3 separate regions of the Homo sapiens genome follow, and regions 2 and 3 are each linked to region 1. Evidence: read pairs that join two places in POLR2A ChIA-PET (ENCODE). Cell type or tissue: MCF 10A. All regions are shown on one strand. Links, peaks and the distances in the headings refer to the core of each region. The heading gives the core; the rest is flanking DNA. Region 1 overlaps ANKRD60 (ankyrin repeat domain 60). Region 2 holds the start of LOC107987284 (a long non-coding RNA gene). Region 3 has its middle 53 kb from the start of NKILA.

The links. ChIA-PET counts read pairs that join two places held together with the same protein. Peaks named below come from ENCODE experiments on the same cell type or tissue, not always from the same donor. Only the 100,000 strongest peaks of a DNase experiment are listed, where the experiment ranks them.
Region 2: POLR2A ChIA-PET joins it to region 1 with 5 read pairs; 1 of 35 experiments calls an interaction of 5 or more read pairs at or near these places.
Region 3: POLR2A ChIA-PET joins it to region 1 with 5 read pairs; 2 of 35 experiments call an interaction of 5 or more read pairs at or near these places.

The regions. Positions count from the first base shown.
Region 1 is chr20:58,210,356-58,220,987 of GRCh38, forward strand. ANKRD60 (ankyrin repeat domain 60) reads right to left here. Exons shown (of 4, transcript NM_001304369.2): 4 at 5,771-8,450. The coding sequence ends at 8,140. Among named protein-coding and RNA genes, the nearest start is that of ANKRD60, 13 kb to the right of the region's middle. In MCF 10A, for the core only: no CTCF peak of the experiment used is centred there; a DNase peak (open chromatin) is centred at 6,166.
Region 2 is chr20:58,127,419-58,138,050 of GRCh38, forward strand. It overlaps LOC107987284 (a long non-coding RNA gene), which reads left to right and starts at 2,112. Exons shown (of 3, transcript XR_001754693.2): 1 at 2,112-2,184; 2 at 3,529-3,613; 3 at 4,344-6,409. It overlaps LOC107985434 (a long non-coding RNA gene), which reads right to left. Exons shown (of 3, transcript XR_001754692.2): 3 at 2,181-3,999. In MCF 10A, for the core only: no CTCF peak of the experiment used is centred there; a DNase peak (open chromatin) is centred at 4,593.
Region 3 is chr20:57,758,286-57,768,917 of GRCh38, forward strand. No RefSeq gene overlaps it. Among named protein-coding and RNA genes, the nearest start is that of NKILA, 53 kb to the left of the region's middle. In MCF 10A, for the core only: no CTCF peak of the experiment used is centred there; no DNase peak of the experiment used is centred there.

The DNA.
Region 1 (10,632 bases), core at 3,320-8,319:
TCGTAGCCTCCAGGAAGGCCTCCCGGGCAAGCTGACTCCAGAACCAAAATACTCCCCCACCTGCCTCCCAAAGGTGGTGGAACCTCTACTTTTGCCGCTCAGAACAGTCACATTCAGCTTCATCCCGACAGGCACTCGAAACTATGGCAGAGGGGCAGGCATCCTCACTCTGCCACCTAGGTGCTGTGTGTTGCTGGGCAAGTTGCTAACCTTCTCTGAGCCTCCATTTCCTCCGTGACAAATGGGCATGAAAGAGAACGTGCTCAGTGCTGCTCAGCACCACCTTCCCAGGGATTTTGTCAGAAATGCAGAGTCTCAGGCCCTGTCCCAAACACTGAGTCTCGCATCCTTGGGAGGTGGGGCCCAGCAATCTGTGTTTTAACTAAGCCCGCTTGCGACTGTGATACTAATTGAGAATGTCCGCCTTCCAGGGTCACTGAAAAGACCAAATAAGATCACGTGTGCGGGATGCCTGGAAAATACTCAACACACGACTGTCGTAATTCTCCAACTCTAGACAGCCTGGCGTGGGGGCCGGGGGGAGCATTTTCTCTTTTCCTTCCTTTTTTTATTGGTTATTATTTCTTAATACAGGGTGTCAGTCCGTCACCCAGGCTGGAGGGCAGTGCTGTGATCACAGCTCACTACAGCCTCGACCTCCCCAGCTCAAGCCGTCCTCTTGCCTCGGCTTCCTGAGTAGTTGGAAACAGGTGCATGCCACCAGCTAATTTTTTATATTTTTTTGTAGAGATGGGGGTCTCACTATGTTGCACAGGCTGGTCTCGAACTCCTGGGCTCAAGCAATCTTCCCACCTCAGTTTCCCAAAGTGTTCGGATTACGGGCACGAGCCTCCACAGCCTGATTTTTTTTAATTACAAAAGTAAGACATGCTGTTAAACACAGAATTACCATGTGACCCAGCAATTCCCCTCCTAATGTACACCCAAAACTTGAATGCAGGAATTCAGACAAATCCTTATACACCAAAGCTCATAGCAGAACTATTCACGATAGCCAAAAGGTGGAAGCAACCCAAATATCTATCAGCTAATAAATGGATAAACAAAACATGGTATATTCATACAATGGAATGTCATTCAGCCATAAAAAAGAATGAAGTACTAAGACATACCACAACATGGGTGAACCTCAAAAACATTATGCTAAAAACCAGGTCCAAAAGGCTACATGTGCCTGGGCACAGTGGCTCACGCCTGTAGTCCCAGGACTTTGGAAGGCCAAAGTGGGTGGATCACCTGAAGTCAGGAGTTCAAGACCAGCCTGGCCAAGATGATGAAACCCGCTCTCTACTAAAAATACAAAAATTAGCTGGGCATGGTGGCATGTGCCTATAGTCCCAGCTACTCAGGAGGCTGAGGCTGGAGAATCGCCTGAACTCAAGAGGCCGAGGTTGCAGTGAGCTGAGATCATGCCTGTGCACTCCAGCCTGGATGACAGAGTGAGACTCCGTTTCAAAAAAAAAAAAAGCAGGGGAGCTACATATTGTTATGATCTGATTTATATGAAATATTCAGAGTATTCAAATGTATAGACAGAAAGTTGATTGGTGGTCATCTAGGGCTGGAGGGAGGTGTCCGGGGTGAATGCAAATGGGTATGGGGTTTATTTTTGAAATGATGAAAATGTTCTGGAAATAGTGTGATGGTTGCACAACATCGCGAATGTACTAAATGTCACTAAGGATAATGTTGTGTGTCTTTTGCCACGATAAAAAATAAAAGAAGGGCCAGGCATGATGGCTCATTCCTATAATCCCAGCACTTTAGGAGGCTGAGGCAGGCAGATCGCTTGAGCCCAGGAATTCGGCAACATGGTGAAACCCTGTCTCTATTAAAAAATACATATATACAAAAAATTAGCCAAACACGGTGGGGCGCTCCTGTAGTCCCAGCTACTCAAGAGGCTGAGATGGGAGGATCACTTGAGCCCAGGAGGTCGAGGCTGCAATGAGCCGTGATTGCACCACTGAGCTCCAGCCTAGATGATGGAGTGAGACCCTGTCTCACAAAAGGAGACTTGCCGGTTGTAACAATTTAGGGCTGTGTAAAACAGTTCTCTTGCCCTGGAGCAAGCAATGCTAACAGTTTGGAGGTATACCTTTGACATCATTCTTTGTGCTCAAATAAACATATATAGACACTAGAGTTGTCTCTTTTTAGAACCGTGCTCATCCACATTTCTTGGGCCACTTGCTGTTTTTCACTTAGTGATACATCCCAGATACTCCTCATGACTGTCCCCTGGCCTGTACATACAGATCAAGTCAGGTTTTCGTAGCTGCAAAATGTGCCACCATCCCTCCCGCGTGTGAGCATGTAGAGTGTTTCCAGGCACCTGCTACCATAAACAGCAGTCACGAACATTTGTGACCGGGTCTCATTTTGTACAGGGGTTTCCTCTCTGTAGGATGGATTTACAGAGGTGAGGCGCTGTGCTGTCGTGGGCATTCTGAATACGTATTGTCAGACAGCGATCAATCCTGCAGGAAGATGGGAATCGGCAAGCTCCCCCGTGCGGCGCTGACATGTTTCCCAGGCGCACACACGTGCACACACACACACACACACACACACACACACCCCACAGCCCCAGATGTTATGAGTATTTATCATTTTTCCAATTGTAAATTGGTAATGAAAGCCAGTCAAATGAGCGTCGGTTTGATTACTTTGACAATTGCTATGGTTGAGTTCCTTGTTTTGTGAGCAGGTTTTGGTACCTTGGGGAAGGGGGTGGTCCACAGACCCTTTCAGGATATAATGAGGTTCTCCCCAGAAAATGTGTACAGACATGCACATTTTGCAGACAATTCCAGGGATTCAGGCAGAAAAGCCCATCTGTGAGGCCCCTTTTTCAAAGTGGCGCAGACTGCGGCGTTTCTGACATTTCCGATGAACACAAACACGAGTGTTTGTCTAAATGTTAATGGGTTTCTGTGCCCTCTGCTGGAAGCATCTGCAGTCAGTGCGCCACTGCGGAGGCAGAGCCCAGTGACTGGAATTTTCCTCTTGCCTTAGAGCTGTTTTCCTCTCCTGCAGAACTGGCCCTGGAGTTTCAAGTTCAGTACGCACTTTTTCCAAGTTGCTGAGAAAGCCCTCTGCCTCACACCCAAATCAGCAAATTTAAGGGAAATTATTTATCTCCCACTTTGGGGATTATTAGTTCTGGACAGAGACTCTTACTGTATAAGGTTTGCTGAAAATGTATGAGGCTATCTGGAGACGGGTGGAGGGGGGTGTATTGAATCCCAGTGAGTAAACATTTTAAGCAAATTAAGTGGTTGTAGCAATAATAATAATAATAATAATAATGGCTACCATTTTTCAAGCGTCTGCTCCGTGCCAGGCATTTAATCCCTCCAATGACAGGGGCCAGGTTTTAAACTGATGCTCTGAGAGGTGCCATTGTTTGGCCCAATGCCACACAGCTTGTGGTGGAGGAAAATTCTAAACTGGATCTGCCAGACTGCAAGCCCAGGACCCTCCCACTGCACCTCGGGGTCACGCTGACAAGGGCCTTGGGTCTTGAGGGCACAATCCACACTGGCAGTCTCCTTTCACCAATGCAAACCAGGTGGGGATGCTGGTGACGAGGCCCACATGATGGATAAAGACTCTGAGGCTCTTGGGAAGTGACCATTTGGTCCAAGGTCACACAACTGGGAAGGAGGAGAGAAAGGGATAGAACGCTGGCCTGCAGTGCACTGAAAACAAGACAGTGCCGTTACATCCCAGCAAAATACTGCTACCAGCAAAACACTGCGCTCCATTGATGTGTTTTTAGGAGGGAGATTAGCGAGGGTCAGGGAGGTGCTGGATCTGTACTAGCACAAAAAGGAAACTTTATCCTTGTGGATACTGAAAGGATCGAGAGCAATGTCAAAAGGGATTGCCTTTCCCACCCAGTGTTTCAGTGTCACTTAATACAGAGACAGGGACCACCTGAAGTCCCCTGAGGCGCCACCAGTGAGATGCCCTCCCTGCTTTCTGGGAACCCCTGGGTTAGTGAATATGCTTCAGGCAAGGGAGTGCCCCAGTCTGAGATGGAGTGAGGAGACAGTGGCGAGAGCCCAGCATGCAGCTGAAGGCCCCGCCGAGTCATCTTCGGAGGGAGAAAGCAAAGTGCTGAGGACTAGGGCAGAGCCCCAGAGACCCAGGATGTACAGAAGCCCAGAGGGGCAGCCCCAACACCCACCTCCCGGCTGCAGAGGCTGCTGGAGGTTCCACCAATAGACTGGAGTGCAGAAGAAAAGCTCAGCATCTTTGTTTCACCACCTGGAAGGCTGGATGGCCAGGTAGCCGGGTCTGCTAAGCCAGTCCTGGGCGAGAAGTTCAAGTCACCTTCCAACACCACAGTTGGTGGCATCTCTTTTACAATTTCTACTGCATTGACTTCCAGAAAGGAAGCAACTTACAATTCAACACCTGTATGAGGCAGTTACTTTTTTTTTTTTTTTTTTTTTTTTTTGAGACGGAGTCTCGCTCTGTCATCCAGGCTGGAGTGCAGTGGCTCAGTCTCGGCTCACTGCAAGCTCCGCCTCCCGGGTTCACGCCATTCTCCTGCCTCAGCCTCCCGAGTCGCTGGGACTACAGGCATCTGCCACTACGCCCAGCTAATGTTTTGTATTTTTAGTAGAGACGGGCTTTCGCCGTGTTAGCCAGGTTGGTCTCGATCTCCTGACCTTGTGATCCGCCCGCCTTGGCCTCCCAAAGTGCTGGGATTACAGGTGTGAGCCACCGCGCCTGGCCAGCAGTTACATTTTTAGAAAGAGAGATAACTCATTCAAGGAAAGATAAAAGGCAAGACGGGGGTGGGGACATTGGATATTTGCCCCAGGTGGGCATTAACCTTGGCTCTGAGCCTCCTGGCAGCCAAGGCAAGTGGAAACATGATGGCTCACTCAGCTGCCATCATCATCTGCTCATGACAAGTATGTGCATCTCTCCAGTGGGCTCCGGCCTGACAGGCTGGCGTAAGGCTCATGGGTGAGCAATGTCCCTGACAGTAACGAGGGGAGGAAGAAGACTCCGCCTTTATGTGGCCTCCAAGAAATCCAAGGATACACAATGGCATTTCCATGGGGCCACTAAGCTCAAAGGGTCAGATCATCAATTTTTTTGGTGATCAAAACTTGGGAGCCCAGGAAAGGCACCAAATGGGGGTCTCCTATCTCCCCTCTCACCAGTGTCAATAATTTCACCCATGACTTCAGCAAGATTTTCCAGTTGAACTCTGAGACCATAATAGTTGGCATCTACTGAGTGCTTCCCACCTCCCAGGCCTTCCCAGCAAGCTCAGTGACCAGGATTACCCTCCTTCCTCCTCTACAGAGGACTCTTGGCTCAGAGCAGTGGGGAATTCACCCAAGGCCACATGGCAGAGCCAGTAAGATGCAAGCCAAGATCTGTGCTGACCCCAAAGCCTGTATCCCCACCTCCGCACAGGCAGCTCTTCCCCTCTGGTGACTGCAAGCCCAGCCCTACCTGGGGATGCCAGACGAGGCAAAGGAACTGGATGTCAGGGCCTGGAAGACCAGAGGAAGCTCGTGTCTGCCCTACACAGAGCAGAGATGTGCCTGACCACCATGCCGGCCCACCTCCAGGGTCCAACAAAAATGCTTGAGATTGACCCCCCAACACACACTCAAAAAAAACTTTGTTGGCTCCCAAAATGTGGGGAAAAAAACCTTCAAAATAACGTTTAATGAAATATCTACAAAATGTAACATATCACCCAATGGCAACTCAATCCTTCTATGGCTCTGGATATATTTTATTTCGTAAGTGATACAGACTTGTTGAATATAAATAGAATGTCAGGATTGTCTAAAATGAAGCGCTCCCCAGGACCTACGAGTGTTCAGATGACCCTACCACAGACTGAGCAAAATGTCACCATGAAGAGTTTGGGACCTGCCCAATGTCTGGCCAAGTGCTTAATTGAATTGGGGGTAGATGAAGATAGAATGCTTGCCCCCAGAATTTTACATATAGGAGTCAAGCAGTTGGCTCTCCAAACAACGAAGGCAGCTGGGCAGAGCTCCTGGCAAATGCACAACTTTGAGTAATGCCACTTGTTAAGTTAAAAGAGTGCCTGCATCACCCCCCTAACACTTCATTAGCTAAATGGATTGCCCCATTGGGTTGGGGTTGCTTAATATCTGCCTATTGACTTTGCAGAACGTCTGCCAAGAACAAGATCTCAGTTTTGACATAGTTGATGCTGAGCTATTTTTTTCCTCGACTATTATTTGTCTAACAGAGTGCTGAGCTGGGTACAGCCACGTACACTGAGTGTAAAACCACATCATCAACACAGATCTTACTTGCTATGACAGCAGGAAATGCAGCCAGTTAATTTAAAAGCTGACTCCAGTTCTTGGGATGGAAGTGGGAAAGGGTGGCCAGGATACAGCGCCATTTCCCATTCCCAGGAAAACTGCAATGGTCACAAGACTACTGCCACACATTTTGATTCCAAAAGTTGCTTAGAAGGTAGAGCTTTAGAGAACATAAATGGTCTGTGGGAGGTGGGAGAGTGGACCCCACACGCCACCCAGTAAGACCCGTGGCTACTCCTTCACTGTGGCATCAGAGTCTTGGATTGCTCCAGAGAGATTTTGGTTGTTTCTATCACGTTTCTCCATGAAATGAATTAGAGTTTGACAGTGAGAGGCAGTCACATGGGTGTGCCCCACATCTTCTCACTCCTTTTGTAGCAGACCACGTTCTTCAAAAATTCAAGCCAAATTTTAAAAATCAAGAGAGATCTGGCCGGGTGTGGTGGCTCATGCCTGTAAATCCAACACTTTGGGAGGCCGAGGGGGGCAGATCATGAGGTCAGGAGTTCGAGACCAACCTGGCCAACGTGGTGAAACCCCATCTCTACTAAAAATACAAAAATTAGCCAGGCATGGTGGCAGGTGCCTGTAATCTTAGCTACTCAAGAGGCTGAGGCAGGAGAATCGCTTGAACCCAGGAGGCAGAGGTTGCAGTGAGCCGAGATGGCACCACTGCACTCCAGCCTGGGCAATAGAGCAAGACTCTGTCTCAAAAAAAGAAAAAAAAAAATCAAGGGAGATCCTTTCAAAAAGCCAGATTTCCAGGTCTGGAGAGTTCTAGAAAGATCTAGTGGCCTCTGCCTTTCATTTCTGCAGGAGTCAAGTCTCGGTGCTCTCTTCAGACAGCTGGCGCCATCCTTGTCTTTCCTTCTTATTTCCCACGCCCAGCTCACTCGTGCACTCGGCAGGCTGGGACCCTGTAGGAACACCAGGCACATCCTGCAATGCGGTATAAGGTTTTGCAATGCAAAGACCTGAGAGTTGAGCATAGACACTCCAAGGTGGTTTGCTCAAAGGAAAGAAGGAAGGGCTATCCCAGTGCTGGCAGGAAAAGGAGAACTCTGGCAAGAGGAGACTGCATGGACCACTGGAGATGGGACAAAAGAGAAAATGTGACCAGCCTGATTCTCATCTTCTTTTACACTGTTTCCTCCCCATCTAGCACCAACGTGTTACCTTTCAACAAGAGTAATAAGCCATCCCTTCTGGAGAGTGTGTGTGGACAGCCAAGCTCACCCAGCTTCCCTTCTGCCCCCGACTCAAGAAGCAGACCCCTCAAAGATGGCTCAGGAAACCTGGAACATTAGCTGTGGGAGCATTTAGTTCCATGGCTTTACAGACTGAAATTCACAGCCCACACTACACACGACCTCCTGACATTTGCTGGCACTTGTTTTATACAATAACAATAGTGCTATTATCATTATTGTTATTACTCCTATTATGCCAGTGCATTAGACGGTCCCCAGAAGGGAGAGAAGGTAATTGGCTCCCATCACCCTGAGCAGCGCTATTGGGTACAATGTGCAAATAGCTTAAAATTAAAGGCTGGCATTAGAGCCTGTTCAGTCTGTAATGGATTACTAAATGAGCACAGGCTTACCTACTGCCATCAACACCCTCCAGAAATCATTTGCAAACAGGACAGATAATTTCGTATCTGATTCAGGTTAATTGCCCTGTTTTCCTGCCTCCCTGCTCACCAAGGGCCCCCATGGGATTGAACTCTGCAAAGTTGCCCAAACCAGCCTCAGCGGGCAAACGTTCCCACCAGGAGCTAATGAGGGGTCATCGTCATCTTCTCAGACCTAAACCCAGACTTGACCCTCTGCAAAGCATTCTTCATGACCAAGTCATTCAGATCCCTTATCCCCGACTTTGCTATCCGGTGGAGGAGGACCATCTGCCTCTCGCTCAGTGTGTGGTTCAGGCGGTGTGCAATGGAGATGGGGGTCTCCCCCTTGGCATCTCTGTCGTGGATGGAGGCCCCGTGCTGGAGCAGGAGGATTATACAGTCTGACCGGCCCATAGCTGCAGCCACATGCAGGGGTGTCCTGCCCAGGGGGGATCTGCTGAGGCAGCTGGCTCCTGTAAAATAAGAACATTGGCCAGAAGGAAGACATGCGGAGGGGGAACACAGGAGGGGTCCAGGGCTGTGAAGGGAGTGCTCCTCAGGGAGGTCCTGCTGCCTGGCCCAGCTCCAGTACTGCCCTGCCCCCAGTCCACTCCCCTGGCAGCAGCCAGTGATCTTTCCAGAATGCCCATATCAAACTCCTGCTCAGATCCATCACTGCCATCCCACCGGCTGTGGGGTGATGTTCTAGGTCTTTCCCGCTCACTCTCACCCTACCTTCCCATTACTCTTCCAGCATTCCCTCCTGCCATACTCTCCTCCCCCACCCCACCACCAAGGCACCAATTATACCTACCTTCCACCTTCATCCCTAAAACACACCCTGCTCTGCATCCTGCCCCAGGCCCATTCACAACATTCTCACCCATTTTATTCTGGGCTAAATCTGACCTTTCTTTAGGTTTCATTTCTTTCCTTGGGAAAATCTTCCTTAGTTCTCCCACCCCATGAAACCTCCTGTGTAAGCTCAATAGACACTCTACATCTTCACAACACTGTGTACATCATTGACTATGGAATTATTTGTAATAATCTACTGACTTCCCCTCATAAACTCCAGGAGGGCAGAAAATACACACATCTGGCTTGTTGCTGTTCTCATCCCGAGCACATAGCTCAGTGCCTGCAGAAGACAGGCACTCAGGAAATGACGCAATGGGCAGCCTGACTCATGGACAGATTTCACTTCGATTAAATTCCCCACCGCCTCCTGCAGATGGATGGGCTAATGACAGGTGTCCAATATGGAGTTGTTGAATTGAATCAAATTCTGGATAACAAATATGACACAGAAAACAAGGCAATTCAATTAAATTCAGCTGACATTTCAGTAGCCAGTTTTTATGAGCTCCGGCTGGTTGGTGAGGTAAAGTTTTAAATAGGCTCTTAGAACACCAGTGTCGACCATGACACCTCCCCCCAGCAGCTGTCTGCAGAGGACAGAAAACTTTGCAAAGCTGGCTGTAATTTTTTAACTGGTGCCTTCAAATACATCACAGTTCTATCAGAGCAAAAATGACTTTTTATGAGCTTAAAGGACTGCTGGGCTGCGCAAAGCCCATATTTCATTTTACAACAAGCAAAGAGCAGACAGGCAGTGAAGGAAGGAAGGAGAATATTGTTGAGGTAACCTTTACCCATCACAGAGGTTTGTACACCCGATGCACGGCCCAATCATCCGGCCCAGGAAGTCCAAGATGTTTTCCACTTTGCTTGGTGTAAGTGGGAAAAATAGCAATGACTGAGCTGACAGAGGCTGGAGCCAAGGCTGTGAGTAGGAAAGAAAGGGGTCTAATTTGGAGGCAAGTTGATACAGGAGACCCATGGGAAAGGCCCCTCCTGAGCCCAAACCATTGACCAAACACCACGTAACATGTTCTCCCTTTTTCCAAGGAAGCTGGTGGTCTGGGCTGTTACAGCTGTTCTCCATTGTTCTTGAGGGTCTAGGCTGTTAACAGCTGTTCTCCATTGTTCTCCACTCCGCATTGAGTGGTCTGCATCTCCATCAATGGGCATCTTTTCCCAAAAATATCCCACATCCAGGGAGGATAGAGTGTACACCTATGGAATACTATGTAAAGCTCTTTAATTTGGAGACAATGTTGGCTAAGGCTTCTGTTTCTATCTATCAAGAGAGCCAGAGAGAGAGAGAGAGAGAGAGAGAGAGAGAGAGTGGAAGGAGGCCCTTAAGTGGAGGTGGGTTGAAAAGAGAGTTCAGCATGAATGTCTTGTGAGAAAATAATAACGAGGCTTGGAGAAGGGAGAATGGTGATCCTGCCATCCACCACAGAGCTGTGCTGGCTGGAAGGTGGACTATTTTGGGGTTTTTTCTAGTGTGTGTGTGTGTGTGTGTGTGTGTGTGTGTGTGTGTGTGTGTGTTGTAGTCTCCTATCTCAGCCTCCTGAGTAGCTGGGACTACAGGTACGTGCCACCACACCCAGCTAATTTTTGTATTTTTAGTAGAGACGGGGTTTCACCAGGCTGGTTGGCCAGGCTGGTTGTGAACTCCTGACCTCATGTGATCTGCCCGCCTCAGCCTTCCAAAGTGCTGAGATTACAGGCATGAGCCACCGTGCCTGGCCAGAGGCTAGACCATTTCGGACCATTGCAGCATCCTAATTTCATGCGAGGCTGGAA
Region 2 (10,632 bases), core at 2,616-7,615, 84 kb before region 1:
AAGAGATTCTCCTGCCTCAGCCTCCTGAGTAGCTGGGATTACAGGCACCTGCCACAACATCCAGCTAATTTTTGTATTTTTAGTAGAGATGGGGTTTTGCCATGTTGGCCAGGCTGGTCTCGAACTCCTGATCTCAGGCGATCCGCCCACCTTGGCCTCCCAAAGTGCTGGGATTACAGGTGTGCACCACCGCACCCGGCCTGCCACACTGTTTCTACAGACACACATTCGTGTACACACACACACACACACACACACACAAAGCCAGGGACATGTGCATGTCTGTATTCATGCATGAATATAGCAAAAGCATTTTCATTAGGGAAACATTCCAGCTTTTTCCTGGCTCTGAAGACAATGTAATTGGGCTTGCCACAGGTGGAAGATGGGAGCTACTCTGCCCGCAGGCAGAAGGCCTCCCCACTCCCTCTTCCTCCCAGCTTGATGTGGTTAGCTAATCACTGCCAAGGATGTTATTCACTTCCCTCAGGGGCGGCCCCTCACACAGACCTCTCCTTTGTCTCACTCACCCCTGGAAATCTGCCCACCTCCACTCTCAGCCTCACATGTACTTTCCTGAGATCTCCGGCTCTGTCTGTCACCAGCACAGTGGGGATGAAATTCATTATTCTAAACTCTCGAGTCTCAGCCACGCTCTGGCAGCTGGACGGGTGGCAAGGGAAATGCCTTACTGCTGGCTTCATTGTTTCACGGAACTTGGTCATGGTCTCAGAGGTGCAGCCTCTTTTCTCCTGTTGGTTCCACCAAAAAAGGGGCCTCCAGAGGCAGTCCATGTGAGCTGGACAAGTGACTGCTCCCAAAATTCCAAAGCCCTCCTTTTTCCAATTCTTTGTGAGCTATAGCATGAAGATGGGGATTTTGTCATGCATTTATTCAGTGAACATATCTGAGCATCTACTGTGTACCAGGCACTGGGGTTCTAGCAGGGTCCATTTATGTTCTTTCACTCTCAGTACCAAGCCCAGTGCTTGGCATATGGTAGGTGCATAATTTACATTTGTTGGATGGATGGATGGATTGATGACAGACAGATGAATGTATGAATGTGCAGATGGATGGATGGATGGGTAGGTGGGGAGGTGGGTGGATGGATGTGTGGAATAAGCTCTACACAGAAGGGTGTAGGCTTATAAAGAAGATATAGTTGCCATCTCAAAGGTGTCCATCCTCTAGGAAGACTTTGCTTATGCCACCCTATACTGTAGTTACACAAGTGGAAGGAGCAAGGGATGGGAGTAGGAAGAGAGAGTTAGGGAGGCAGGTGTTACATCTGGCTGGGGCATTTCAGGCAGAACATTAGGGGAAACCCTTCCCAACCACCTCAAGTCCAGCAGGAGAAGCAGTGCCCATCCCGACACTTCATGAAAATAATCAGCCCAAGCGTCCTTGTTAGGGGTGACCACAGGGCCTCAGGGGCCCCTGGGGTGGGCCCTGTCATCATCTGGTTAGGCCAAGGTGCCTTCAGAACAGCAATGCTTCAAGGTGTCCACCGAGGCAGTGGGTCCACTGTGCTTTAGCAGGTCACGGCAGGTGGACACACTTCAGAGTGCCCACTTCATCAGGCCACCCCACTGCAGAATCCTCAGCCCACTGGGCTTCAGCCTCCACATGCCGCCTTTCAGCTCATGCATCATGCACCCCTCTTCCATGTGGGCCCCTCCTTCCCCACCTGCACACGTCCTCAGCAGGTGCACACCAAATCAGGTGCTGTCAGTGCCTAGACCCACCTAATCAGATCCAGTTCCAGCCCACCCTGGACACAGAAAGCCAGGCCAGATCCACTGCCTTAAAATCCAGTCTCATTTTTAGTAACTGGAACACTGAGGCAGGTGGGTGCCTCCCAGGGCCCTCCCGTGTCCCGGTAGAATGGCTGGAGACCGAGTGTCCCCATACATGGATGGCGCAGCCACATTCAGCTGAGGATTGGAACCTGCTCAAAATGTTTGTTTCCTGTTTAATCGGTGGTAATAAAAAGTCATGGATTCCAACCAAAATACATTCCACTCCTTCAGCCCTGGTTTGTCAAAATTGCTTCTCTCTGAAGCTCCAACCTCAGGGCTGTGGGAGCCTGTGGTTGACTGGCAGGCTGATCGCGCACAATATCATATCGGGTCAGAATCACCCCATTGGCCTCCACCTGCCAACCTTGGAAAGAAATTCAAGGTAAGGACAAGTGAGTCTAAAAGTGCAGCTCTTCCTCCCAATCCCTCTCAAAACTCAAGTTTTGACTTCTGAGCTGTGAATAAGGATCTCATTGAGCCAAAGTTCCTTAAGGTTTTTTGCTGCACCCACAGGGGATCGTGTGCAGGCTAGGAGGGTTGCCATGGAACTTCAGCAGCCAACCACGAGGAAGGGAGGGGGAGCTGCCGCCCAAGCAGAGGCCCCCACTTCTGGCTGGGGGCCTGCCTGGCCCTCCGCAGCCGTCTCCAGCGCTCTCCTCTCATCTGGCCCAGTTCAGGCCTGCGCCACCAGCTGCAGACAGCCTGGCCTCCCGGGGTCCCACCCACCACTCACTCACCTCCATCTCAGGACAGCCCGTCTTGGCGCCACCCCACCCTGTCCCCTGCTCCCCTGTTGCCTCCATGACCACATCTTTCCTTTCCTACAACACACAGAGCACCGCTAGGGCAGGGACTAAGATCTTTCTCCTCTCCCTTTGGATTTAACTGACAAATGCGCCTTGGATTTCTAAGCCGATTCCCTGAGGGCTTGTGCCGCATGTATAAATCTGCAGCCAAAATGCCAGTGCCCCCAAACTGTCAGCTTCTTTTTTTTTCCCCTTTAAAGCAAACTAATCTTCCTCTGAGCTCCTGTCTTCAGGAAATCAGACTGCCACCCTTGTCAGGGGTGTCCTGGGATCGGCGGGAGTAAGGAGCCGGGAAAGCTGGCGTCTAAGGTACAATTCAACCAGCTAGCTGTGGATCCTCAGGCAAGTAAGTTCACCTCTCTGAGTCTGAGTGTCCTGGTGTATAAAGTAGGAATGATTGTGCATGTACGCACACACATGCCCGAGATAATGGGTTACAGTGCTTTGTAGTTTGAGGCAGAGGCTCAGTATGAGCTATTGCGCTAATAATTGCAACAGAAAACTGAGGCGTATTTTCACATTTCTGTTTTGGGTTGTGTCTCCTCTGTGTTCCCTTTCCCTCCATACGTCTTCTTCTGAAGGTCAATTCCACAATCAGTTACCAGAAGTGGCAAGACTGCCGGAGCTGTAATCCCAGCTAAGAAGTGGCTGGCCATGGCTCTGAGTGACGGCTTCACAAACCTCACCGCATTCCGTTCTATAGCAGTCTCTGAGCTGCGAGCCAGGGCTCTCACCATCCCCACTAGACAGCTGAGCATACTGAGGGTCAGACGGATGAAAGGACGCGCTCAGCATGCGCCACTGCTAAGCCGCAGATGAAACCCACACTCAGATCCAGGACGCAGGAGGGAGGAGCGGCACAGAAAGAAATAGGAGCTGCCTTCAGGTTCAAAGCACAATTGTTTTGCTTTTGTTTTTAGACCTCGTGCAAAATGAACAAAACTCATCCAGAACGATGTCCACAGGCCCCTGATGGCTCCCCAGGCCTCACTGAAGCAGGGAAGGGTGAGCATCTCGGTCCACTTCCCCTGAGAATCCAAATTCCTGTTTCTTTTCTTTCTTTTTTGTCTTTACTTATTCCAAATATGTTCAAAATGGAACTATGAAATGCCATATTTTATCCAAATAAGTAATTTTTAAAATGCCATCTTAGAAGAGCTTCTAAACATTTCCAAAGGCCTTTCAAACTTTCTCCCTGAAAGGCTTTGTACCAGGCAACCAAATCCTTCCGGACTTGTTGAATGCGGAGAGTGAGAGAGCCAGTGAGTGGTGCTGGTGTTGTCTCTTTGCTTCCTCCTTCCTCCTCCCCCCACCGGCCCCCACCAATCTGTCCGGTGGATGCTGAGTGATCATTTTGCGGATGGCTTGGAACTTGGCTTCTCGAGGGGAAGCTGGTATGAGAAAATGAGAATCTCATTCAGATGGGCTTGCAGTTTTTATTCCCCTAGCGAATTATTTTCTTATTTCCATCCCCCTTGATTCCTTTGCAAAAAACTGCAGCCGTCTTTCCTCCCTTCTTTGCCTTAGTTGAATTAACTTAATTAGGGCACTTGCTTTTGACAACGCTGGGAGATTTTTAGCTACCGAACTGTCCTCAGGAGACCACAGGAAGGCTGACGCACTGTCTGCAATTATCAAGCTAATCACTCAGAACACACTCGTTTGTTTTATGTATTTATATCTTGGGATATAAACCTTCATTTCCATTTTTCTTTCGTTCTGCTGTGTGTGCCAGGCAGAGTGAGGCACTGTGGGCAAGAGAAGAGCCCTGCCCTTATGGAGAGCAGCTGGCCAGACAGACATTAAACACATGATAATACACAGAAACATGTGATTACAGGGAGTGAAGAATGCAACAAAGAAATAATACTTTGAAATATCGCCTTCTCTTTCTGGACTTCTTTGGAATACAGCCAGTCAGAGCATAGCTCTAAGACCAAGAGTAAGCAATGCCTTTTGAAATATTCTGTTTGAAATCAGAGCCCTTCCCCACTGCAGTCAATTGCGGGCACAAATATTCCTTTTGTTCACAGACCACATCCTGTGTTCCCCAGGGCCTCACCCTGAGCTGATCCCAGGATGACCTAGAAGAGGCATGTTTTACTGAAATCGTTTCTAAAACTTACACTAAAGCTACAATATCTGAACGCATGGTAAGGACACACATTTTCAAGTTTCTCTTTGGGTCACAGGTGTGCTGCTTTCTACATCAATTTGTCAGGAAGACAAATCTTTTAGTGTCGGGAAGAAAAGCAGCAAGATGAAAAAGAAAAAAAAAAGAAGATATTTCAAGATCAGATTCTTCATCCTACTTTTCTGACTTGCCAGAAGCTAACGACATCTTTCCTAGCAGTGACTGGCAACCACTCTGAAAACTTCACCAAATTATTACTCCTTTATTTTTTTGAAAAAACAGGCAAGTGTATTTAGTTGTCATTGGTTACAACCAAATTTCTCTAAATATTTCAGTGCATCTCAAAATACTATATTGATAAGTTCAAGTCATAAAAAACTGCATTAGGAGTTTTGGAAAATTTACTGGTAGGATTATGCATGTTTTTCTTCCATTTGAGTTCTCCTCTGAATGCATGTTTATTTAAAGAAAAATTGTGGTATTTGGAAGATTGAAGACTGACTTCTAAACTGTGCTGACTTCAGGAAGACCTACTTTTGGCCAGGCACAGAGGCTCATGCCTGTAATCCCAGCACCTTGGGAGGCTGAGGAGGGAGGATTGCTTGAGCCCAGGAGTTCAAGACAAGCCTAGGTAACACAGCAAGAAAAATGTTGAAATTAGCTGAGTATGGTGGGTCATGCCTGTAGTCGCAGCTACTTGGAAAGCTGAGACAGGAGAATGGCTTGAACCAGAGAGGTGGAGGCTGCAGTGAGCTATGATCATGCCCCTGCACTCCAGACTGGGTAACAGAGTGAGACCCCATCTCCAAAAAAAAAGAAGACCTGCTTTTTTCTCCTTCTATCCAGTCCCATCGAATTAACTGTTCTTGGAAAGGAGGGCACATCCCAAACTGGGGGGTCACAAGGTGATTTGTGAGGTACACGTAGCATCAAAACCACAGATACACACGCTGACAGAGCTATTCCTTTTTAGTCCTTTGCTTGGCCCAGGAGAGTCCCCAGTGGGGACTAGTCAATTTTCAGCACCTCCCCAGTGCTGCCACCACCCTTTTTAATAGAGAGAGTGAGCAGCTACAGCACCAAACTGGAATTTCGTAACATCAGCTTTCATTATTTTTATGACCATTGCCTTCCACATAGGTCAAATGGCACTGGTTTTTCACTTATGGTCATGACTTGAAGCTTCCTTTTTAAAATAACTGTATGTTTTCAAAAGTGTGTAAATGTAAAAGAAAGGATTAAGTAAATAATGGCACGATATGGCAGGTGAGATGCAAATGGCAGGTTTGGGGAAAAGGGCAATCGATAAAAATAAAGGCAGCTTGGCTCTCCCGCTCTCCCAGCGCTGCAGCTCAGAGGAAAACTAAAATTAATTCCTTTTGCAGCATGACGGGGAAAAAAAGCATCCAGAAGGAAATTCATCAAACCATTAAAAGTGATCTCCCCCAGGGAAGGGGCTTGCAGGCAGGGGGAACACATTCACATTTCGCTTTAAACACATCTGGATTATTTGAATTTTTGTATTGCATAGAAGTTAACCCTTTGTCTGACTTCTTGGTTATAAATGTTTTTCTTGGAATGCCTTTTGTTTATTGCCTTTGTGATCTCTTGGGCAGGCAAAACTTCTCAACTTCATAAAATAAAATAAAAAATCCATCTTTTCTTTATAGCTTCTGGGTTTCCAGTCTCCCTGGCCCCTAGATTGTAACTGCAGTATCACACATTTCTTGCAATACTATTATGATTATTGTGTTACTTGTAAGTATTTAATTCCTCTAGAGTTGATTTCTGTATCCATGGACCATTGGTTCCATTTTCATGTTCTCCCATTTGTCAAAGGGTTCATCCATCCTCCTGTCTTGAACATCAGCTCTCTCCGTATATACCTTCTGAGTTATAAGGACAGTTCCACTTCACTTCCTGCTTCACTAATCTAGTCCCTGTCACGACACCAAAACTGACTTGGTTACAGGACCTTTAGAGCCTATACTAATACCTGGATAGGTAAATCCTCCATCACTCTTCTCATTTTCCACATTTCCTAGCTATTCTGAGGGCATCTCTTCTTCCATAGGAACTCTAAGATTATATTTTTATTTGAGTATGCATTATTTCAATAATTTAAAAAATAAAATATTTTATTATTAAAAAGGTGGCCAGGTGTGGTGGCTTATGCCTGTAACTCCAGCACTTTGGGAGGCCAAGTCGGGTGGATCACTTGAGGTCAGGAGTTCGAGACCAACCTGGCCAACATGGCGAAACCCTGTGTCTACTAAAAATACAAAAATTAGCTGGGTGTGGTGGCGAGCGCCTGTAATTCCAGCTACTCAGGAGGCTGAGGCAAGAGAATTGCTTGAACCTGGGAGGCGGAGGTTGCAGTGAGCCGAGATTGTGCCACTACACTCCAGCCTGGGCGACAGAGCGAGACTCTGTCTTTAAAAAAAAAAAAAAAAAAACTCCTTGTCCAAAAAAAAAAAAAAGTGGGGGGAGGCGGCACCACCAGATGCTGGTGAGGATTGGAGTACCGAGAGCTCTCACCCCTGGTTGGTGGGAATGCAAAATGGTGCAGCCACTTTGGAAGACAGTTTCACAGCTTCTTGCAAAGTTACACATATTCTTTCCATACCACACAGCAATTGTGCTCCCTGATATTTACCCAGAGGATTTGTTTAGAGCAGCTTTCATCATAATTGCCAAAACTTAGAATCCACCGCGATGTCCTTGGGTTGGTGAATGGATGAACTGTAGTACATCCAGGCACTGGAATTTTATTCAGTACTAAGAAAGGAACAAGCTATCGAGATAGGAAAAGATGTGGAGGAAACCGACGGCATGTTACTAAGTGAAAGAAGTCAGTCTGAAAAGCACACACTGTATGGTTCCAACTCTATGGCCACACTAAGGAGGCACAAAACAAAGAAAAGATGCGCAAAAGACAAAAACAAACACAATTAGGGAGGCGAGTGTCCCGCTCTGGTGGGGGATGTTGATAGTGAGGGAGGCCGTGCCTGTGTGGAGGCAGGGGGTTTATGGAAAATCTCTGCACCTTCTACTCAGTTTTGCTGTGAACTTGAAACTGCTCTTAAAAAAATAAGGTCTTTTTTTTAAAGGGAGGGAGGGATCTTTTAAATTGTCTCTTTCTTGTATATCAAAAGCTAAGCTATGCCAGCATCTGAAACAGAAAGTGGCTGAGGGTACCTCTGTCACTTGGACCTCTTCTGCTCACAGCCTCCCTGAACTGGTGGCCAGGGAAGGCAGTGGGAGGAGAGGACCAAGTCTCAAACTCCAGAAGCCCCACCTCCCTGAGCTCAGCAACTCTGCCAAGCCCCCTCAGGTAAGCCAGCAGGGAGGCGGTGGGGGCTCTATAGAGTGAGCACTTCTCAGCCAGTTACCTGGCTAGGAGCCCAGCAATTCTTGCTAGAACCCCGCGGATGTGGTGCCAGTTTGAATAAGAGTCAGCTCTGGCTGATTCTTGCAGACAAAGTGAGGTGGAGCTCTCTCTTTGAGCGTTCTACTATGCACAGGACTGCAGGTGGGAAATCGCTGTCAGGAAGGACAGAGGGAGGAAAACGTTGACAGCGCAGATAAAAGGGGTCAAGTTCACGGGACTTTGACCATGTCCCAGGCATTGTGCTGTGCCTGCACTCCTGTCATCCCCCCATTCTACAGACAACTATTCAGAGAGATTAATTCTTTCACCCATGACCACCCAGCTTACGGGGGCACTTGGAGCTCACCTGTCGGCTCCAACCCCTTCTCACTGCTCAGTGCAAGAGTAAGGCAATACACTGCCGGCCCCACCCTGGAGGAAAATACTCGGCTCTGAATCTGCACCTCTCCCAAGTAGGTATTTACAAACAAAAGAACTCAGCGCTCCCGGCCGTGAGTGTTGCAAATACATACACAAAAATGACTGAGCCTGATTCATCATTTGAGAACCAAAGGGGATAAGGCTGCATTAACTATGAGAGTTTGCGTCTTCCAGCAGACAAAACAAAAAATGAGAGCCACTCTTTCTAAATGTTTTTGTATCCAACCCAGTTCCTTCCAATTTTTTGCCATTGTTTAAAAGATGTTGAAGCTTCCAAGTGCACAGCTCAGGAAAGTTTTCATCATGTCTCATCCTGTGTGTTGCAGCGCGAAGTCCTCGTCCAGAGAAGGCAACGGCGAGAAACAAATCCAACATCCTGGGCTGCTTTTTCCTTCCCCCACTTTTTAAAAGTTTGGTGTCCAAGTCACTTGACAAACCCAGACCCTAACAATGACATTTTGTGTAGAATTCTGGGATCAAAATATAATTTCAAAAATAATATATTTTCTGACATCCCCCAAGAAAAAAAGTACTGGTTTCTTCCCCCTAAAAGGATTTAGATGGAATAACATCTGTGCTGAGAATATTGTGAATATGTTGAACTGACAGGCAGTCTCTAAGGCACTCCGCTCATTAATGTGCTGTGCATAAAATTAAAACTTGAAATATATTTTTAAATCCATTTTGAATCATTTAAGCAAAGAAACTATTGTGCTGAAATAATATATTTGGAGCAAGGAATATGAAAGCTATTAAAATGTCTTAGACCTCCTGCCTTTCATGGGAGAGGAAGAAGGGGGGAAATGCTCTCTCTGATTTGAAACAGGCTTTGCATAAAATATACCCACCCCACCTCACCATCTCCCAAAAAAAAAATCTACTCTGAAGTAACACTAAGAGTTTCACTTAAATCCACAGGAGCCAAGGAACACGAAGTTGGGTCTTTATATTTCTCCTGCTTCCACTGTGCATAGCTGAGCTGGGGAGCAGCTCAATGAGGGCTGTGAGGGCCCAGGTATGGTGGGCACCTTCCCTGGGTCTGCAGCATTCACGGCTGTGAGCAAGAAACCCTAAAGGAGGGAGGAAGGGAAGACAAAGACACAAAGATAGGGCCTTGTTTTGCTCCCGCCTTGTCCTGATTTCTGCAAACATTTTGAACACTCAGGATGCCAATTAATTCGTGGGTTCTTTGGAGCCCGTTGGCATGAGTGTGTGCTGGGAACAGCAGCCTGACAATTCCCCAACAACCCCCGTTCTCTCACTCGTTGTCTCATTCATCTGTCTATCAAATATGTGTTGAGTGCCAACCAAGAGCCATCACTGTCCTGGATTCTGAGAGTTCAGTGTTGCGAAAACTCAACTGTGAAAACCTGCTAGGAAGGCACGCTGTCGGAAGAGGACAGGGTGGCACCAAGAAATGGGGTGGGCATCTGGCCTGGTCTGGGAAGGCTTCCTGGAGGAAGTGACAGCAGAGTTGTATTCTAAGGGAAGAGGAAGAAACGGAGAGTGTACGCCAGGCATGGGGGTGGCAAGTGCAAAGGCGCTGAGGTGGGAATTTGCCTGAAGTGTTTCCTAGATGGGAAGGCGGCCAGTGTGGCAGGAGCACAGATTGTGAGGAGGGGCTGAGAGAGTGGAAGGGAGAGTCAAGGTAAATGGGTCAGCCCAGGTAGGGCCTGTGTCCACCATGAGAAGCCTCGCCCTTACCCTAAGAGCAAACACGTTGCCCTCAGCAAGCACAGGCAGCTCATGACTGTCCAGCCCTCTCTGCCAGGTGGAGGGCAGTGGAAGGGGTTGTGCATCCATGCAGGGCTGGGTGGAAGCTGACCAGGTTAGGGAGGGGGTATGAACTCGCTACTTCCCACGCCAGTGCCTATGTCCATGGTTCCCTCTGCCAGGGCCTCCATCCTCCTAGTCCCCATCCTTTGTGTCTCAGATACAGCAGCACGTCCCCTTGACCACTCAGCTGTGCCAGGACAGGGCAGATCTTCAAGGAAGCTCTGTGCCCCTCCTTCAATGCCCATGTGGAACTGGACACCACCTTCCACCCCGCAGGCCGGGAGCCCCTGGAGTCTCAGGCTG
Region 3 (10,632 bases), core at 3,823-8,822, 450 kb before region 1:
CTGATTGGTGGCATTAGCAGGATGTGGATGGAGGGAAAATGATGGGGAGAGGCCTTTGCTTGTCAGCTTGTAGATGCTCAATTAGCTCCCAGGCACACAGAAAAGGCCCCGCTTCCCAAATCACATCTATATTCATGATGGGGCCGACAGGCTGCAGGGGCAAATTGCACATTCTTCCTTCTGATTTTTCATTTATTTCCTGGTGATATATTTCATCTTGGCAAAAAGCAGGGGTTCCGAGCTCACGCAGAGAGGCAGGCATGCCATAGCTGGACTGGGCATCAGAAACTCTCCTGCACTCTGTGAACGACTAAAGGAAGCGTAGCAAGCAATGCCCAGTGCTGTGATTTGTCTATTTTGGGAGGTTGCAGGGCCTGAAGGTGCTTCGAGGTCATCTTCATGTCTTCATTCTCCATTGATGCTAGTGACCACCACATCTCTACCTCTCCAGCCCAAACCTCTTCCCTGAACTCTAGACCAGCACTGTCCCCATAGAATCTTTGTGATAATGAAAATGTTCATTCTCCTCTAATACTGCAGCCACTGGCCACAGGTGGCTACTGAGCCCTTGAAATGTGGCAAGTGCAACTGTGGGACTGAATGTGTCATTTTATATAATATTAATTCATTTAAATGTAAATCTAAACAGCTGCATGTGTCTAGTGGCTACTATATTTGACACCGTCATTCTAGGCCTTTATTTCCTTTATTACCTTGCATTTGAGTGAGCTCCCCAGAGGCAAGGATACACGTGGAAGCCATTTATAAGGGTAGCACTTCCAGAACAAACAGGGTAGGAAGGGAGGCAGCAAGACAGAGGCAGAAACCAAGGCAGGTGCAGAGGTGCAATTTCAGGGCAAGCCCAGCCCTGGCCTCATCCTCTGGAGTCTGGAGTATCAATTATGCCTCTGAAATAGTTCTGTTTGGAGTTGGGGGAGTTGGGTGTTCATGGTCTCTTGGCCAATCAATGGCTACAACTTGCCCCAGGGTAGGGGAACATAAACTTTCAAGCACTCCTGGCTTCCTTCGTGTCTGGTAGGAACAGCTTCAGCTGTCCATGGGAAGTCCTGTAGGAGTTCTACAGGTGCATGGTGTTGGGAGAGTGGCCAGAAACGGGGTAAGAGGTCCCGGGGATTGAGCAGATCACTGGCAATGTCCCCTCCGTCACTCCCATGTATCCCCTCACATTGGAAGGCCCACAGCCCTGTAAACTCAGCACGTCCAAATGTAGACTCATCTGTATTCTTTTTTTTATTTTGTTCTGTCTCACTCTGCCACCCAGACTGGAGTGCAGTGGCGCGATCTCAGCTCACTGCAGCCTCCTTCTCCTGGGTTCAAGTGATTATCCTGCCTCAGCCTCCCGAGTAGCTGGGATTACAGGTGCACATCACCTTGTCCAGCTAATTTTTGTATTTTTAGTAGAGACAGGGTCTCACCATGTTGACCAGGCTGGCCTCGAACTCCTGACCTCAAATGATCCACCTGCCTCTGCTTCCCAAAGTGCTGGGATTACAGGCATGAGCCACTGCACCAGCCCCTCATCTGTATTCATTTCTGATTGCTGGTGTAACCAATCACCACAAAGCGAGTGGTTTAAAGCAATAGAGATTTCTCATCTTACAGCTCTGTAGACCACTGGTCTTGCTGGGCTAAAATCAAGCTGTCAGCAGGGCTGCATTCCTTTCTGGGATCTCCAGGGGAGAATCAGTCTCCTTGCCTTTGCCAGCTTCTAGAGGCCCCTGCATCCCTTTTCTCATGGCCCCTGTTTTTGTCAGAGCCAGTAATGCCCAGTGGGTCCTTATCACGTTGCCTTTCTCTGATCCTTTTCCTTGTTTCGTCTGTCTCTGACCCAGCTAAGAAAGGTTCCTCCACTTTTAAGGCCTTATATGACTAGGTTGGGCCACCTGCATGGGCCAGACCATTCTTCATCTCAAGGCCTACACCCTTCGTCACATCTGCAAAGTCTCTTCTCTCACGGAAGGCACACAGCTTCTGAGAATTGAGGTGTAGGCATCTTTGAGGGGCATTATTCTGCCTGTCACATTCTCTAAGCTCCCAGAACGGTGTCTACTCTCAAGTTCTCTTTCTTGGTGAATGGTCCCCTCCATTGCCTTCATGGTGTTTAAGCTAGAAACCAATTCCAGTCATCCCACAATCAATACACCCCCAAATCCTATTAATTCTACCTATTGATGGTCCTTAAATCAATGCACTTTTCTAGATCCTAACTGCCTCTACCCTGGTCTTGCCTGAATGTCTGTAACATCCTCCTAACTGATCCTGCCACCTTTCAATCTTTCCTTTAAACAGCATCCAGAGGGACCTATATCAAGTGAACATCAGGGTGTATCTGTCAGGCTGGGTTACGCAGCAGTAACAAACAATCCCCACATTGCAGTAACTTAACACAACAAAGGGGTGTTTCTCACACACGCTGCCTGTCAATGCTAGTCAGCAGGGGCTTCTGTTCCTTGCAGTAACTCAAAGACAAAGTCTGACAGAATCTCCATCTGAACTCATGTTTCCACCATCACAGCAGTGGGAAGGGAGAGTGGCACCAGCTCTTAAGATTGTGTCTGGAAGTCACATGGTACTTCTGCTCCCAAGTGATTGGCCAAAGCAAGTCACATGACCATGCCTAACATCAAAGGAGGTGAGGAAGTAAAACCTCCCCACAAGTCTAGAAGATGGAGAGGCTGAATATTTGGTTATCAGGCTAATGGTTGCCATGTTGGGTATGTCCTTCAATGGTACCTGGCTGGCTGGTAAATGGAATCTTAATTCCTCCATGTGACCCACAATTCCCTCTGGACCTGGCCCTTTCTTGCCTCTCCAGCCCCACCTCATGCACCCTGTCTGGCTCCTGCCACCCTGGCCTCACAGTGTAGATGCCCAGCCCTGCAGCTCAACTATCCTCTCTGCACCAAGCTCCCTCTGGTCCTTTGGCCCCAGGTTTCGGAGCCCTGGACTGAACAGCATGTCGAGCCTTTTGGGTCCTCATCAACTTTCCTTGAAGCTTCTGCCTCCAGCCCTGGGTTGGGATAAACCTGCCAGGGAAGGTGAGTTTGAGCTGCACAGGGTCAGCCTGCAGAGCTGAGCATGTGATTGTGAGTCAGCCGACAAATACTTGTGAAGCACCTACAATTTGCCAGTCACTGAGATATAAAAATGAGAGAGAATCCTTGTCTTCAACTTCAAGATTATACTTTTTTTTTTTTTTTTAACCACAGAGACAGGTTCTTTCTCTGTCACTCAGACTGGAGTGCAGTGGCGTGATCACCACTCACTGCAGCCTTGAATTCCTGAGCTCAAGTGAACCTCCCACCTCAGGCTCCTGAGTAGCTGGGATCACAGGCACACACCACCATGCCCGGCTAATTAAAAAAAAATTTTTTCTTTTGTAGAGGTGGGTGTATTAGTCCGTTCTTGCATTGCTATAAAGAACTACCCAAGACTGGGTAATTTATTTTAAAAAAAGAAGTTTAATTGACTCAGTTCTGCAGGTTGTACAGGAAGCATGACTGGAGACGCCTTAGGAATCATGGTGGAAGGTGAAGGGGAGGCAGGCACTTCTTACATGCCTGGAGAAGGAGGAAGAGAGAGCAGGGGGAGGTCCCACACACTTTTAAACAAGAAGATCACATGAGAGCTCACTATCATGAGAACAGCAAGGGGGAAATCTGCCCCCATGATCCAATCACCTCCCACCAGGCCCCTCCTCCAACATCAGGGATTACAATCTGACATGAGATTTGGGTGGGGGCATAGAGCAAAACCATATCAGTGGGGGTCTTTCTATGTTGCCAAGGATGGTCTTGACCTCCTGGGCTAAAGCATCTGCCTGCCTAGGAATCCTAAAGTTCTGGAATTACAGGCATGTGCCACTGCACCCAGCTGGAGCTTATATATGTTGTTGAGAGAGGCTGGCAAATGTAGTAGTGTTAAATTGGAAGTTTTGGCCAAGAGGCTGAGAGGATGGATTCTAGATGGCAGAGTGAGTCAGCAGAGAGACCATGAAGCACATCCCCAAAGGAGGTTGCCGAGAATCCAAGTGGGGACCCTTGAAGTCCTCGCCTTCATCAAGGGCGTGAAAGAATCTGGGATGTGAGACTAGGAAGAAGCTCGTTAAGAAAGGGTCTTAGCAGGAGCTGCTGAGGCTTTGGGGGTGTCTTCCCATGAGCAGGGTGTGGGCTGTATTCCCTGCATTTTAGGTCAAGAAAGAGGATGTGTAAGGGGACCACTCAAAGCATCCAATATATGGACCCTGCTATTTGGAGGTCACAGAGGGCAATGCCTGACTCCTTCCTCCCTCTGGAGATTTGCAAAGGGGAAACACCTGGGCAGCAGCTTTGCTGCAGAGAGTGAAGCGGTTACTGCAGAGGGCATTTCAGCCTGCTGCTCAGGGTGTGTGGGAGCAGAGAACACGTGTGTGCCATGACCTGGACAATGACCTGCATGCAAGAGCCAGTGCAGGACTATTCAATGTCCTGACTGAAAGGCCACCTGAGGATGGCGTCAGTGAACAGACCACAGAAGAAAGCAGCTGAAGCACTGGGCTTTCCATGCATTGCTGCAGGCTTCCTAGGGAAGAAATCTCTGGCTAGAATGAAGATAACTTTACTCTCTACGAGGGAACCTCAGAGAAGAGGCTTAGCAATTGGAGGTGGGTGTCTCCAAAGTGCCCACCAGGGAGAGTCCATGAGGCTGTGTCACCAGGCAAGTAAGGACTTCTTGGGCCTCTTACCTCTCCGACTGCATCCAGACTCCGGAGGGTCAAAGCCAGGTGAGAGAGTTGTGGGGAGAGCAGATAAGCCAACAGACAGGGCAGAGCCAGGAGGGAACCTCCTTCCGAATGGACAGACTCCCCATCTGCAGCAAGCCTGGAGCTGGCAAGGGGCAAACCTTCATGTTAAACGAAGGTCAAGGTTTTGACCATGACACAGGGTCTGGCGTTTGGATTATAGGTGGGAGGACTTTGTATCTGGTCATTTAAGATGACCAGAAAGTCATGGGGCCTGTTTTAAGTTATCATCCAGGCTAAAAAAATAGTCCCACTGAATAAATTTAAACAGAAGGTGGGAGACAAAAATAACGACTTTATGAGTACATCTCGAGCTGTGCCTGTTCACTGTGATATTTACACAAATAAATAAAACTACAGAGGTACTGAGAGGGCCAATAAAAATTTAAAAGGATTTATGTGATAAAGTGATAGAGAAACTGCTTTAGCCAGGGTAGAAGGGGAGACCCGTTGAGGAGGTGACATTGGAATTGAGGCTTCAATTATGAGAGGGAGCTGGCTGTGTGAAGGTCCAGGGAAGGGTGATCCAAGCAGAGGGAACAGTTTGTGCAAAAATCCTGAGGCAGGAGCAAGCTTGCAGCAGGATATGGAAAGTGAGAGGAGGATGGGAGAAGCTGAGGTGGAAGGAGAGGCTGGAAAAGAGCACCAGGCGGGGTCAGAAAGGGGGACTGTATTTCAAGTGTGATGAGAATTCATTAGACAACTTTTAGCAGGGAAAGAACTTCTGATTCATCCTTTAGAAAGGTCAGCTGGCTGCTATTAGAATGGGCAGGAGACAAGGGCAAGATTGGGGCTGCCGGGAGTGCAGCTTGTCCAGAACAGGATAGAGATGATAGTGTCTTGGACTATGGTGGTTGCATGGAGGAGGTGAGAAACATCAGGTTTAGACTATAATTTGGAAGCATAAAGCTCCATGTGTGATGTGAGAGGGTTAAAGATGAGGATTAAGGAGAGTTCTGTGGTTTTTGACCCATGCCACTGAATGGATGTTGGTGCCATTTCCAAGATGAGAGAGAGTTGGGAGGAAGCAGATTTATATTGGGGAGGGGAGTGTATTAGTCTGTTTTCACGCTGCTGATAAAGACATACCTAAGACTGGGTAATTTATAAAAGAAAGAGGTTTAATTCACTCACAGTTCCACGTGGCTGGGGATACCTCATAATCATGGCAGAAGACGAAGGAAGAGCAAAGGGATATCTTACATGGTGGCTGGCAAAGAGAGAAATGTGAGCCAAGCGAAAGTGGAAACCCCTTATAAATCAGATCTCATGAGACGTATTCACTACCACAAGAACAGTATGGGGAAAACCGTCCTCATGATTCAGTCATCTCCCACCAGGTCCCTCCTGCAAGATGTGGGAATTATGGGAGCTACAATTCAAGATGAGATTTGGGTGGGGACACAGCCAAACCATATCAGGGAGTCAACAATTCTCTTTTCACTGAGTAGTATGCCCAGGCAGTCCATTACTAGATAATGGGGAGGCCAAGAATTAAGGCTGTGGTGTCAAACAATTTGGGCTTCATTGTGTGACCTTGGCCACATCAATTAACCACTTTGAGACCAGTTTTCTCCACTACAAAATGGGAGTAAAAATAACAGTACCTATGTTCCAGGTTTGTTGTGGGGAGGGAAAGCTCTGCAATGGGCCTGGCACACAGTAAGGGCACAAGAAATGAAAGCAGTTATTGGCTCTTTATTTGCAAGGGCCATACTTATGAGTGCTGCTCTGTGTTGAGTGGAAAACTGCACTTAGGACAGTTTCATTTTTGTCTGCCATACTTCTCCTGAAACCTTCAGATCCTGGAGTCAACTGGCAAGAAAACCAGCTCCAGCCAGGATCCCTCACTAACATTCCTATGGTAGGCTACACCCTGGCCTGGCGTTTTCTTTGTGGGAAACTTTCGTGGACGCATTCCATTTATTTAAAAGATGTAGGCTATTCAGATTTTCTGTTTCCTCTGGTGTCAGTTTTGGCAAGTTATATTTTAAAAGGAATTTGTCCATTACATCTATATTGTTGAATAAAAGGGCATAAAATTGTTCACAGTACTTGCTTATAATCCATTTAAAGTTTGTGGGATATGTAATGATGTCCCTGCTTTCCTTTTTACTAGATCAGGCTTATCAATTTTATTACTCTTTCTACAGCACTAGCTTTTGATTTATTGATTTTCTCTATTATTTTTCATTTTTCTATTCCATTGATTTCTGCCCTTATCTTCATAACTTCCCCCCTCATACTTACTTTGGCTTTAATCTGCTCTTCTTTTTCTAATTTCTTAGCTCATATAAATGATTTAGGTTTTTCGTCTTTTTTTATGTAATTAAAGTTTTCACAGGTTCTAGCAGTTAGGAAAAAAGAAAATAATAATAATTATTATTTAAAGTTATTAATTTCCCTTCAATCATTGCTTTAGCTACATTGGACAAATTTTGATATGTTATATTTAATGTTCATTCAGTTGAAAATAATTACTAATTTCCTCTGAAGTTTCTTCATTGCCTGCTGTTAATTTTACAATTATGGGGGATTTTAAAATCATCTTGTTATTGATTTCTAATTTAATTCCTTTTGTTTTTTGTCAGGGAACATACTATCTATGATTTCAGTCTTTTAAAATGTATTGAGACTTGTTTTATAGCTCAGCATATGATTTGTAATTGTAAATATACCATTAAAAATGTGCCTTTAAAGGCCGGGCACGGTGGCTCAGGCCTGTAATCCCAGCACTTTGGGAGGCCAAGCTGGGCGGATCACGAGGTTGGGAAATCCAGACCATCCTGGCTAACACGGTGAAAACCCACCTCTACTAAAAATACAAAAAATTAGCCAGGCGTGGTGTCGGGTGCCTATAGTCCCAGCTACTTGGGAGGCTGAGGCAGGAGAATGACATGAACTTGGGAGGCAGAGTTTGCAGTGAGCCGAGATCACGCCACTGCACTCCAGCCTGGGAGACAGTGCGAGACTCTGTCTCAAAAAAAAATAAAAATAAAAAAATGTGCCTTTAAAAAGACATTTAAAAAGAATGTCTTCTGCCATTGTTGGGTATAGTGTTCTACAAATATCAATTAAGTGAAGACGATTTTTAGTGATGCTCACACTTTTTATGTGTTCAATAATTTTTTTTTGGCCTTGTTGTTCTATCAATGCCCAGAGAGGAGTATTAATAATCTCCATCTATGATTGTAGTATTATTTATTTCTCCCTTTGATTTTGGTACTTTTTGCTTCATGTAATTTGAGGCACTGTTATTAGGTACACATACATTTATGATTGTTATGTCTTTCTGATTAATTGGCCCTTCTATCATTTTACATGAATTTGTACAATATTAACTGTAAGTAAAACATTAAAAGTTAAGGACATCTATTCTAATCTCTATAGCAACCATATAAAAAAATGTAGAAAAGTATATTTCTTCTGTCCATCTTTATGAACATAAAGAAGTGTCCATCTTTATCTCTGGTAATACTTTTTGTCTTGAAGTTTATCTAATGTTAATATAGCCACATTCTTATGTTTACTGTTTGCATGTTGTTTTTCCTATCCATTTACTTTCAGTCTATCGATGGTTTATTGTTTCTCTTGAGGACAGCATATAGTTTGGTCATTCTTTTTTCCTATAATTTTGTATGGACTCTATCTTTTAATTTCAGTGTTTACTTCATTAATGTTTAATGTAATTACTGATATGATTGGATTTGGGTCCACCATTTAATTATTTTTCTGTTCTGTTCCAAAACACAAACAGAATATCTGAATATTTTTTAGAATTCCGTTTTAAGGCCAGGCTTACACTTGTAATTCCAGAAACTTTGGGAGGCTGAGGTGAGAAGATCGCTTGAGCCTAGGAGTTTGAGACCAGCCTGGACAACATGATAAAACTATATTTCTACTAAAATTTTTTTAAAAAAATTAGCCAGATTTGGTGGCACACACCTGTAGTCACAGCTACTTGGGAAGCTGAGGTGGGAGGATTGCCTGAGCCCTGAAAGTCGAGGCTGCAGTGAGTCGTAATCATGCCACTGCACCCCAGCCTGGAAAACAGTGTGAGACTCTTCTAAAAAAAATAATAATAAAGAGTTCCATTTAAATTTTCCTATTGATTTTTTAGCTAAACTTGTCTGCATTTTTAAAATGGTTGCTATAGAGATTAGAATAGATGTCCTTAACTTTTAATGTTTTACTTACAGTTAATGTTGTACAACTTCACTTAAAATGTGGAAACCTTGCAATTGTGTCAGTTCATATTTCTGCATCCTTTATCTTAGTTGTTGTATGTAACATGTACACACACATATATATATTTGTGTGTGTATACACACACATATATATATTTGTGTGTGTATACACACACACACACACACATATTATAAACCCCACAAGGCAAGGTTATAGTTTTTTTCTTTAAATGGTTCTATGGTTTTTAAAGAAATTAAGAGGAATAAAGAAAAAAGAAGATAATTGTCTTTTGCAGGCACCCAGATCCTATTTTCTGAGGATCTGAGTTTCCATCTGGTGTCATTTCCCTTCAGGCTGAAGAACTTCCTTTAGCATTTCTTGTAGTGCAGATCTGCTGGCAACAAAGCCCACAGCTTTCTTTTATCTAAGATATATTTGTTTTGCCTTCATTCTTGAAGGATATTTTCCCTGGATGTATAATTCTTGGTTGACAGTTTTGTTTTTTTTTCTTTCATCACTTTAAAGATGTTTTTCCACACCTTCTGGCCTCCATAATTTCTGATACAAAGTCAGCCATTAATGGAATGGTTGTTTTCCTATATGCAATGTGTTATTTTTCTCTTGTGGCTTTCAAGTTGCATTGTTTAATTTGGCTTCAACAGTGTGACTAGGATGTATCTTGGTCTGGGATTCTTTGTGTTTATTTTGCTTGGTGTTAATTGAGCTTCTTGCATCGGTACATTTCTCTCTTTCACCAAATTTGGAAAAATTTTGGCCATTATTTCTCCAAATATTATTCTGTCCCATTCTTTCTCTCCTCTGCTCTAAGACTCCATTTACATGTGTGTCAGACACTTGCCTATTTAAATGCATTCCTGAGGCTCTGTTCATTTTTTTCTTAAATCACTATTGTCCTTGTGTTTTGCATGGAATAATTTCTATTAATCTGCTTCAAGTTCATTTAGTCTTTCTTCAGCCTTCCTTCTCCATTTGGCTCTTAAAGGTCCACCCAGTGAATTTCTCATCTCAGATATTACATTTTTCAGTTCTAGAATTCTATCAGGTCCTTTTTTTGTTTCTAATTCTCTGTAGAGATTTCCTATGTTTTCATTAAATATACATATATATACACACACACATACATATATTTAAACTTTATTAGAAGTTTTAATAGTTGGTATAAAAATCTTGGTATTCCAGTTTTAACATATCTAGTTTATATTGGGGTTTGTCTCAGTCGACTTTACTTTCTCTTGAGAATTTTTTTCATTTCATTTTTTTTAATGTCAAGTAATTTTTGGATTATATTCTGGTGTGGTGAAAAGAATAATATCTCCCGCAGATTCCCCCCTGCAAAGATGTTGATATGGTTTGGCTGTGTCCTCACCCAAATCTCACCTTGCATTGTAATCCCCATAATCCCCTTGTGTCAAGGGAGGGACCCAGTGGGAGGTGGTTGAATCATGGGGGCAGTTTCCCCCATGCTATTCTCATGAGAGTGAGTGAGTTCTCATGAGATCTGATGGTTTTATAAGCATCTGGCATTTCCCCTGCTCACTCTCACTCCATCCTGCTGCCCTGTGAAGAAGGTGCCTGCTTCTCCTTTGGCTTCTGTAATGATTCTAAGTTTCCTGAGGCTTCCC